Regions from separate parts of the Homo sapiens genome. Here region 2 is linked to region 1. A link is an interaction called in ENCODE POLR2A ChIA-PET data of the cell type or tissue named here. Cell type or tissue: MCF 10A. All regions are shown on one strand. Each heading gives the region's core, and the rest is flanking DNA. Links, peaks and the distances in the headings are about the cores only.

Region 1 (5,390 bases), core at 241-5,240:
AATTCTGACTTTGGATAGTATTTCTTCCTTAGGTAACCATTATATTCTGATGCAGAAAACAGTGAACTTCTGATACGAAAAAGTTTTTCTTGCTTCCTTGTACTGCATTTCCTTTGAAAGGAAACAAGCATTTGCCAGGCAATATAGTACAAAATTATTTGGTAAAATCCAGTTTATATAGCAATAACTTTCTGTCTCAGAGCCTTATAACAGAATTCTGTTGGAAAAAAAAAATCTCTGAGAATCTAAAGTAAACCTGAAAGTCCTGCATTAAAGCCAAATCTTCAGTTTTCACTTGCAGCAATTTTCATTACATGGTATATGTTTCTTAGCAATATTAGTTACTTGATTTTGTTTAGCTCAGAGTGCATTAGAAACTCCAAATTAAATATAAATGTATTGGAGGAGGTGAGCAGGCAGACAAGAAGGTAGCTGATAAAAGCTGACTTTGTGGTAGCCAACAACCTGATATCTAGTAGGGGAACAAAAATAAAAATGAAAGGCATCCAACTATACCATGAGGCTCCATGCATGGTTAACTGTGTTTACCATCTGTTTAGAGAGGAAGGGAAATATATCATTTTTGTTCTTAATGCAATTGTAATTTTATCATTGTATAATTTTGGTTTGTTGTCAGTTATCCTGACTGCACTATAACCTATATGAGGGCAGGGACATTGTTGGTCTTACTGCTCTGTCCTGAGTGGCTGGCACATAGAGGCCATTGACTTGTATTTGTTCAATGAGTGTAACACTTACTTTTAAGAAGTATGGTCACTTAAAGAGGTATCTGGTGGTTTTCACAGTGGATTGGTGATATCAACACCAATAAATGCTGTATTAATTTCCTATGGATGCCGTAACAAAGGACCACAAACTAGATGGCTTAAACAACAGAAATTTGTCTCATAGTTTTGATGGCTAGAAGTCTGTGATTAGGGTGTCAGCAGGGTTCGTTCCTTCTGATGACTGAGTAACAATTTGTTCCATGCCTCTCACCTAGCTTCTGGTGGTTTGCTGGCAATCTTTGGAGTTCCTTGGCTTATAGAACATTACCCTAATATCTGACTTCATCTTCACGTGGCATATTCCCTATGTGCTTGTCTGTGGTCAGATTTTCTGTTTTTATATGGACCCTAATCATACTCGATTAGGGACCTCCCCTACTCCAGTATGACCTCATTTAATTTTGCATCTGTAACAACCCTATATCCAAATAAGGTCATATTCTGAGCTACTGATGGTTAGGACTTCAACCTATGAATTTGGAGGGGGACACAGTTCCACCCATAACAGACACAATTAGAGTGTGAAATTTTCAGTGGCAAAGGGTATGGAAACTTCCAGCAGGTGATGACGTAGTTTATATTGAGACATAACAGGTGTTCAGCTCCCCAAAGTTCCTCAGAGACCTACAAATGTGAATGGTACCAGCAATCTGGAATGAGGATTCTGGCAGGTGCAAAAAGATCCTTTTGACATTTTATAGGGTTTTTGCCACCCTCTTTATCCTTCCTTCATGCTCCCTATCTGTTTACCAGCTGCAAGTAACTGGTACAAAATGACTTCCCCATTGTGCCTGAGTGTTTTCTGCTAGATAGGGTGAAGTCAAGATTAATTTCCCAAGAACACCTTTCAGCTGGCCCAGGCTGCAGGCATGCCTGAGTTCTGTTTCTGCACTAGGAAACCACTTTAGAAAACTTGATTATGTGAACCCTTCATATCCTAGTGATATTAGATAATTGAGGCATTATTAGAATACAGTTAGACTTTATTATTCATATGATGTATTGATGGGGACAAGGGACTGGATTGCTGTGTTTGAAAAGTGATACAGGTTGAGTATCCCTTATCCAAAATGCTTGGGATCAGAAGTATTTTGAATTTGGGATTTTTTCAAATTTTGGAATATTTGCATTATATACTTACTGGTTGAGCATCCCAAATCCAAAGACCGGAAATTTAAAATGCTCCATTGAGTGTTTCTGTTAAATATATTGGAGCTCAAAAAGTTTCAGATTTTGGAGCATTTCAGATTTATGAATTTGGGATACTTAACCTCTACACTGCTCCCGGTTCCATATCCTCTGTAATGATTTGAATGTATAGCACCTCGTCTGGTAAGGTGGTTGAATTAATCATGGTTTGTTTTTTTTTTTTATAAAGGAGACAGGATCTCGCTTTGTCCCCTAGGCTGGAGTGCAGTGGCTTGATCTTGGCTCACAGCATCCTTGACCTCCTGAGCTCAAGTAATCCTCCTGCCTCACCCTCCTAAGTAGCTAGGATGACAAGTGTGCACCACCATGCCCAGCTATTTATTTTTTATATTTTTCTAGAGATAGGGTCTTGCTCTGTTGCCCAGGCTGGTCTTGAATTCCAGGTCTCAAGCAGTCCTCCTGCCTCAGCCTCCCAAAGTGCTGGGATTACAGGCATGAGCCACCATACCTGGCCATGAATTTTTTAGAGGTTTCTGCTGGGGAACATGTTCTACTCTATCTATAGTAAGATGTTTTCCCCTCTTTGTAGAAATAAGATGTGTCTTTTTTTAAATCTTTTTACAGAGTTTGGTCTTTTATTTTATCAAGAAATACTCAGTTTAGACCCTGCTGATGGAGGAAGGATAAATTATTGTTAGCAGGCAGAGTGAAGCACCTTAAGAGGGCTACAAAGTGTAAGTGATATCAGACTGTTGGAAGGGAGACACATGAGTTAGGAAAATCAGGGATGCTTTTGTGGTAGAGATAAGCCTTGAAGCAGTAGACAGGATTTCAATAGGAAATGAGGAAGTGCACTCAGGTGGAAGGAAAGGCCTGAACAAAGGTACAAACACAGGAAAGTTTGAGGTGTTCTGGAGCTTAGGTTAATTGTTGGAGAATTATAAGAAGGAAGGCTGGAAAGGTATGTTAGGTCAGATTGTGGACAACCTTGAAAGCCAGACTGGGAAATGTGTTCCTCATATAGATGGCAGTGTGTACTCTTGAAGGGATTTGAATGTGGGGACAGTGTTATAAGAGTATGCCTTGGAAAGATTAATCTGGTGGTAGGTGTGGTGAATTGAAATAGGGTAAGGAAAGCATTTATCTTCTTACAGAAGTTCGGATGATAACAGGAGGTGAACCAGGATGTTGACAAAGGTCATGGAATAATAGGATGAATGTGAGACAAACAGATTACTGGTAACTTCTAGCACGATCCCAATGAAACTAAAATTACATGTGTAAGGGAAATGGCTGTGCTTTAGTCAGGAGTAGGCCGAGGTGGCCTGTATGCACAGCATGACTCAGCGGGTTTGGAGCGCAGGCACATAACCTCGCACATTATGTAACCATGTCATGTGAGCTCGTGCTTGGCTCTGAGTCACTATTGTCTGTAAAAAGTATAATTGCCCTGCTTACGCTGTACATACAGCTTGCTCACACCCAGTGAGAGAGTAAAGCCATGTTGAAACTGTCTGCGATTCCTCAAGTGTTTTTCCAGCTACCCTCCACTTGCCCACCCACTCCCCTCAGACCTCAGTTAGAACCTGACAACATGACTAAACAAAATTACCTTTTTCTTCACAGCTGTTCTAATTTAAAATATTACTGATAGCTTCTTAATGGGGGAATGTGTGTGCCAACTTTAGTCTTGAAGGTTAGAGATAGTGTTTGGACCCAAGTTTTCATCAAAACTGTGCCACAGGGAAGCATGGTATCATAGTGCCTTTTTTTTTTCCCTTTTTTAAAGTACTAATTCCTTCATTTTGTGACAATTGCCCCATTTTTAGATTAGGTCTGAATTCAACTGATCACAATGTGGGAGACACAATCAGTTTCTTCAGGAAATCTTAGAAAATATACAATTTGGTATGGGTTTTTATGACTAATATTTTGGGGACTGTTTTCTTTTTTTGAATAAGTAGCAGCATTTCTGCTTCATGTTCAGGTGTGCCGAGCCTAGTCACATACCTTAAAATGATGGTATAAAAACAGCACTTGGCTGACAGTGGGATATAAAAAATGAGCATCAGTTTGGAATGATCTCTAAGACGTGTATCAAGTTCCTAATTTTTTCATTTAATTTTCACCATTTTCTGTAAAGTATGTAATTATTGTAATGCAGTAGTAGTTAATTGGAATGCTGAAGAAATCGGTTTGTAGGGGGATTACTGCTTTTTTAAAAAACTTGAATTTACCATTAATTCATGCTTTTATATTTTTCTCTCTTGTTTCTCCCTCTCTTTCTCAAGAACTAAAGATTTACAGATATGTAAAGTGTTGAGCAAGTAGCTAAATCACTCGTCTGAGAGTTCTTCTGTCAAGCCTAGATCAGACTGTTTTTACTGTAATATGATATGTTTTATTGTAGTACAGTCAGTGTTAGTAATGATGCATTAAGTAGTGAAATCATCATTTGGGCAGCATGGTTCACCCTTTTATCTTAGTGAGGGTAAGGGAAGTGTGGCTTGATACTCAATAACAGTCCATTTGAATAAATGGTATTTCAAAAAAAGTTGACTACAGCCAAAGGACTAGTGTCCCTGTTGCTAAAAATTTAGCAGATTAGGTTCTCCAAATGGTATTTTAATGGATTTTACTTATTTAGAAATGAACACATTTTGATTTCTCCTTATGCTGATTGTCATATACTAGTAAATTGAAGAGGCCTGCTTGATGCCACTGCAAAAGTGGCTTATAATGGGTCTGTATTTTTAATTTCATAACTATTTTTTAAAACTTGTGAAGTGGATCCTAAGAAGTAGTATTTAGTCCTGTTATATTTCCATTGCAGTTATTTAGATTTCTAGGTTCATTTACAACAGACCTTTTAAAATTTACTCATAGGAAGGTAGTGTAAATTTTTGTGAATATAGTTGATCCTCATTATTCATGGACTTTATATTTGCAAGTTTACCTACTTGCTAAACTGCGTTCATAACCTCAAACTCAGTACTCACAGTGTCTGTTATTCATTCAAAGACACACACAGAGCAGTGAAAAATATCTTTGTTGCCCAGCGTGCACATTCCTAGCTGAGGTTAGACAAGGCTATGTTCTGACTTCTTGTTTTAGTTCTTATACTGTAAAAAAGTGTCTTTTTGACCAGGCACAGTGGCTCACGCCTGTGATCCCAGCACTTTGGGAGGCCAAGGCAGGCGGATCACCTGAGGTCACGAGTTCGAGAACAACCTGCCCAACATGGCAAAACTCCAGCTCTACTAAAAATACAAAAAATTAGCTGGGCATAGTGGCACATATCCCAGCTACTCTGGAGGCTGAAGCAGGAGAATTGCTTGAACCCGGGAGTCAGAGGTTCCAGTCAGCCGAGATCACACCATTGCACTCCAGCCTGGGCGACAAGGGCATAACTTCGTCTCAAAAAAAAAAAAAGTGTCTGTTTTTGAGGTCTGT
Region 2 (5,390 bases), core at 186-5,185, 60 kb before region 1:
AACATTTAGAGCCACAGCAGGTTGCTAAGAGTACATAGCATGCCATCGTGTTCCAGGGCCACCATGGCCTCTGCTCCTCCTGAGATCATGATCCCTGTAGAGTCCTCCCAGATGGATCTCTTATTTTCCTTACCTTTTTCCTCAAGGGCTCTGGAAGCATTTATCTTTTCATTTAAGACCATTTATAACTAGAAACTAAGCTTTAGTGCTTAGTTCCTTCAGCTGACTTTAGTCTTCCATGATTTCTGTTTCAATGCTAGGGTTTTCTGGTGTTTGATTTTGTTTTCTCTTTGTTCTGAAACATTCAACTTTCCTCTCCCCAGCATTCTATCAGGACATAAAATTGATGCCTATCAAACCCTTAGTATAAGAGTCTGTAGTATGTCACATTCATGTAAGTACATCTATGCTTGTTTATCATGCCACAAACATGTTAAATGATTTTTATCTTTGCAAAAGGTAACATTAGTGTTCCCTGAAGCCAGGTCACATGGAGTAGAATAGGTATAAATTCAGTAAACATAAATCCTGTGTTTTTTTCTTATGTTTTCAAGTCAATATTTTTCTATACACATATTTGCTTATATGTTTAGAAGTTGTTACTTGATGATTAGGGTTGTGATGAATGATACCATCCTTAGACCTAAAAAATTTGTTAAATTAACTTTTTGGTTCATATGGTGCACTCTAGTGGGGTCTACTTGAATTACAAACTGTCCTGTTCCCAGCTCCTTCCATCATTTTTGAAGATTGGGGAATTATCAGAGAGGCAGAAATTAACTAAAAATATACTGTGGCATAACATATATCATTTAAAAACTGGTGAACTCTTCTGAATAAAAGAAACATAGATCCAGAAAGGAGGTGGAAGTATCCAGTTCTTTCTATTGCTTCTAATGAGCACTTCACCTAAGTCAATCCAGAAGATAGATTTCTACCCTAAGCATATGTCTGAAGGAGAGAAGTAAATCATGCAACATAACTATTTTGTGTTTACTTTGAAAAGGTTTCAAATCGATGTTAAACATCATTATCATCAAATATTTACAGAGCATGAGTTTTGTACTTAAAAGTGTACAAGATGCTATGATTATTTTTTCCTGGGCTACTACATACATTATAACTACTGACAAGCCAGTACATTCAAGTGTATCTTTACATTTAATTGGAAAATCAAAATAGAATTCTTTTTTTTGAGACAGAATCTCACTCTGTCACCGAGGCTGGAGTGCAGTGGTGTGATCATAGCTCATTGTAAGCTCAAACTCCTGTCCTCCTGCCTCAGCCTTCCAAGTAGCTGGGACTATAGGTGTGTGCCACCACTCTGCTTTCCCTGGACTAATTTTTAAATTTTTTGTAGAGATGAGTCCTCACTTTGTTTCCCAGGCCTCAAGCAATCCTCCTGCCTCAACTTCCCAAAGAACTGGGGTTACAGATATGAGCCACTGGGCTGGGCCCCTAAAATAGAACTCATAGGATGAGGTGTATATTAGTCTGTCTCACCCTGCTAATAAAGACATATCTGAGACTGCGTAATTTACAAAGGAAAGAGGTTTAATGGACTCACCTTATGATTGTGAGGAAGGCCTCACAATCATGGCAGAAGGCAAATGAGGAGCAAAGTCACATCTTACATGGTGGCAGGCAAGAGAGCTTGTGCAGGGGAACTCCCATTTATCAAACCATCAGATCTCAGGAGACTTATTCACTAATATGGGAAGACTATGGGGGAAACCACCCCCATGATTCAATTATCTCCACCTGGCCTTGCCCTTGACACGTGGGGATTATTACAATTCAAAGAGAGATTTGGGTGGGAACACAGCCAAACCATAGCAGGGTGATACCATAACACTGTGGAAAATAGCCATGTTCTGCCAATAATGTTGGAGACCAGAGATATTCTTCATGGAAAATTTCTAGTCCATTTTCTTTTAATATAGCACATTTTCATTTCTGTGTGATTTTTTAAAAAAGAAAATCCAATAGACAATGTAGATATGAAGCTGTGCAATGTTGAAAGCAGAGAGGACTGAGAATTAAGAGATCTGGATTCTAGTTGGTGTGCTTTCACCAGCCAGCTTAGAGACTGGGCAAGCCAGTGAACAGTCTGGTCTTCCACTTTTTCATCTGTAAGACTAGGAGGTTAGCCAAATATTTCTTCATTGGTTGGTTCATTAGTTGATCCTAACTATGACATTGCATTGTTCACAAGTAGAAACACTATTTTTCACAGTCCCTGAAAATCTGTGAGAAATTTAGGGTACTTTAACGTTCATATTAAAGTCCTGTCCAAAGGAGAAAGTCGTATTAACTAGTTAATACTAGTCGTTTGTAACATAATTCAGACAAATAAGAATCATAGAAGAATGTTCTTTGAACATTCTCATTTGTTGGTAATGTTTACATTCTCTTGGATCACTAGAACTCGGTAGTTATGAAAGGTTTATAGTACTCATAACAGAAAGGAATGCTTAATTGCATAATAGGAACTTTTTGATAAGAAAATATGGATACAGATAGACTCCGTCAAAGTCCATATATATCCTTCAGTTTGGCATGCATGGGAAAACATTATTCACATGTTCTTCTCATAATTATTATTAAACCTATATTAATATATAATATAATAAAGATTTTTAGAGATGACTTTAAATATCTCTATATGCCTAAGGTTTTATATTAGGCCATAATAAAATGTGTGGATTCTGAATAATAATTTCTGGTTGTTACTTAAAATTTATACAGAAATATATTCTGCTAAATGAAACAAAGTTGAGGCAAGAATCAATGGCATGAGAGCTTCCTTGAGAAATGATTAAGTCCATCGCTTTGCCCACCTCTAAACCTATGTGCTACATTATCTGAAGAGAAAGAGACACTGACCTATTTTTAAATTCCCCATTCTGGTAGGTTCCTCAGTCCTCCTGAGTAATGCCCACATTCCTGTGTCTGACTCTTCAGATTCCTGCCTCCTCTTCAGGATATGGTGGTAACTATGTCAGCATTTAAAGAATGAAAAATTAAATATCATAGGGTACATAATTTATGCTACAAATTAATCCCCATTTCATTCACATATTCCATTGGTTCTCTGTTTTGCTTTTATCTCACCATGATTATCAAGTAGATGTAGTTAAATAATATCTTCACCTTCTGCCATTTAAAAAATAATAGCTCTTAGTGCTTAGTAGGTACTGGGCAGTATGTAAACACCAGGGTTAGAGTCAAGTAATTATTTTAAGACCTAAATTTGTTCTTTTTCTGATTTTATTAATGTCCCTAATTCCACAACATGAACTCTGTGGTAAACTACTTAATAAACTACTACCAAACGAAACAGTTGATTCAGTCAATATAGGGACAACATGTAGTCAAGATTTAAACAAAATTCTATTCAACAGCAAAGTCAGTTAAGAAAAAAGAAAACAACACTAATAAAACTATATTTGGATTCACACCAAACCAAGTATTTTGTTATAGTATAATACAATTCTTGCTAGTTTCTCATATATACATAAAGCAAATTTTAAAAAATCACCAAAATGTTGAAATATTATTCACTCAAGATTGGTAAGGTACTTGTCCCTGATGCTAATGAAATGTACTGAAGTCATGATATGAAATGTAAGCTTACTACAAAAGCTTTAATCATTTATGTTACAGTTCTACATTAAGGCACAAGCCAAGAGCAGTTGAAGAATTTGCCATATAGAGACCCAGATCAAGTTTCTGCATTTAATGAGCTACAAAAGGACACTATATTTAGCTCATGTCTCAGAGCAGTAATTCAGTCATTACCTCTATCTTGTAAAAAGATTGTTGGAAACAAGTCATTTTAAAAGCTGTTAAAATATCCTAACTTGATGAATTCATTCTAAAAATGGATACTATATAGATTAGTGCAGGAAATATATAAATACTATAAGAGGATTCACTTCCCCAGAAATTCACATATAGTCCATCTCAGGGGAAAAAATGCTGATTCCAATCCAGTAACAATTACCTCCTATAAATTTATCTGTCATAGGTTATTTCCCATCATCTTGGTATGTTCAGACTCTATAAATAAATCCACGGTGGTTAGAAATGTCACACTAAGGCTGGGCACCATGGCCCACACCTGCAATCCCAGCACTTTGGAAGGCCAAGATGGGAGGATCTCTTGAGCCCAGGAGTTCAAGACCAGCCCGGGCAACACAGCAAGACCCCATCGCTACGAAAGTAAAAAAAAAATTAGCCAGGTGTTGTGTTGCGCACCTGTAGTCCCAGCTACTCAAGAGGCTGAGGTGGGAGGATCCCTTGAGCTCAGGAATTCAAGGTTGCAGTGAGCTATGATTGTACCACTGCAGTTAAGCCTGGGCAACAGAAAGAGACCTATTTCAAAAAAATAAAAACATAGAAATATCACACTATGGCATTCTGGCGACATTTGATCTGGCTAAAACAATGAAATATAATCAGATTTTAAAATGTGTTCTCTTCTGAAAATGCCAAAGAACTCAAAAAGAATAATCACATTCACTTTCACGAAATATTCTAGCATCAGATGCATAAAATGCTAAAAGCCCCTTTCTAGAGGTAGAAGCATATAATACAATGAAAGACCTTAGAAGGAATATATTTATACACATTAAAGAGTCTCATTCTAGAAGAGCATGAATTTGCTTGAGTTGTTTTCTTCCTGTTATATAAGAGCATGGGAGTCAGCCAATGGACATCTTGCCACAGAGGATCGACAGATGCTTGCAGAGTAAAAGTGGGAAAAAGCCAGGAAGTCCAAATTAGCAAACTTCATTTTGACTATGGACAAAACATTTGTTTTAATGAAAGATATTCAACTCGTTTTCTAGTTTTGACATAGGCCTTATGACTTTATAAACACATTTTATTATCCACTTCTTTAAGGTTTTTAAAAAACAATCCATATTCTCGCTTTCATAGGTGCAGTGTTGTATTTTATTATACGCCAATAAATGAACTGCAATATGTGGCCAGAAATACTGAATATTTCAATATTATAGGCATAGCATTGTTGTTTTTAAGATGCAGCGAGAAATCTGAGCATTTGCATGGGAATGGTCTATTAGAAAAGTTTGTAAAAAAAAAAAAGAAGAGTAAAATTAATATAAATTTTCCTGCAAACAATTATTACCTTGAAACACTATATTTCATGTCCTTAGCATTCCTCATCTTGTTCTAATTATCAGCCTCTTTCCACCTTACCATGTAGTGTGATAGAGAGGGCACGGGCTCTGAAATTTTACAGGTCTGCCTTCAAATCCAGCTCCACTACTTGCTTGCAGCGTGATCTTGGAAACTGAGCCTCAGTTCCATCATTTACACAAGTATAATAAATTTAATTTAAATGGTGTTCTGAGGATGAAATC

What was found. ChIA-PET counts read pairs that join two places held together with the same protein. Peaks named below come from ENCODE experiments on the same cell type or tissue, not always from the same donor. Only the 100,000 strongest peaks of a DNase experiment are listed, where the experiment ranks them.
Region 2: POLR2A ChIA-PET joins it to region 1 with 5 read pairs; 2 of 35 experiments call an interaction of 5 or more read pairs at or near these places.

The regions. Positions count from the first base shown.
Region 1 is chr6:83,864,468-83,869,857 of GRCh38, forward strand. All of the region lies in intron 4 of RIPPLY2-CYB5R4 (RIPPLY2-CYB5R4 readthrough), which reads left to right. The region is part of intron 2 of CYB5R4 (cytochrome b5 reductase 4); the gene reads left to right. Among named protein-coding and RNA genes, the nearest start is that of CYB5R4, 7.5 kb to the left of the region's middle. In MCF 10A, for the core only: no CTCF peak of the experiment used is centred there; DNase peaks (open chromatin) are centred at 3,324 and 4,384.
Region 2 is chr6:83,804,408-83,809,797 of GRCh38, forward strand. No RefSeq gene overlaps it. Among named protein-coding and RNA genes, the nearest start is that of RIPPLY2, 46 kb to the right of the region's middle. In MCF 10A, for the core only: no CTCF peak of the experiment used is centred there; no DNase peak of the experiment used is centred there.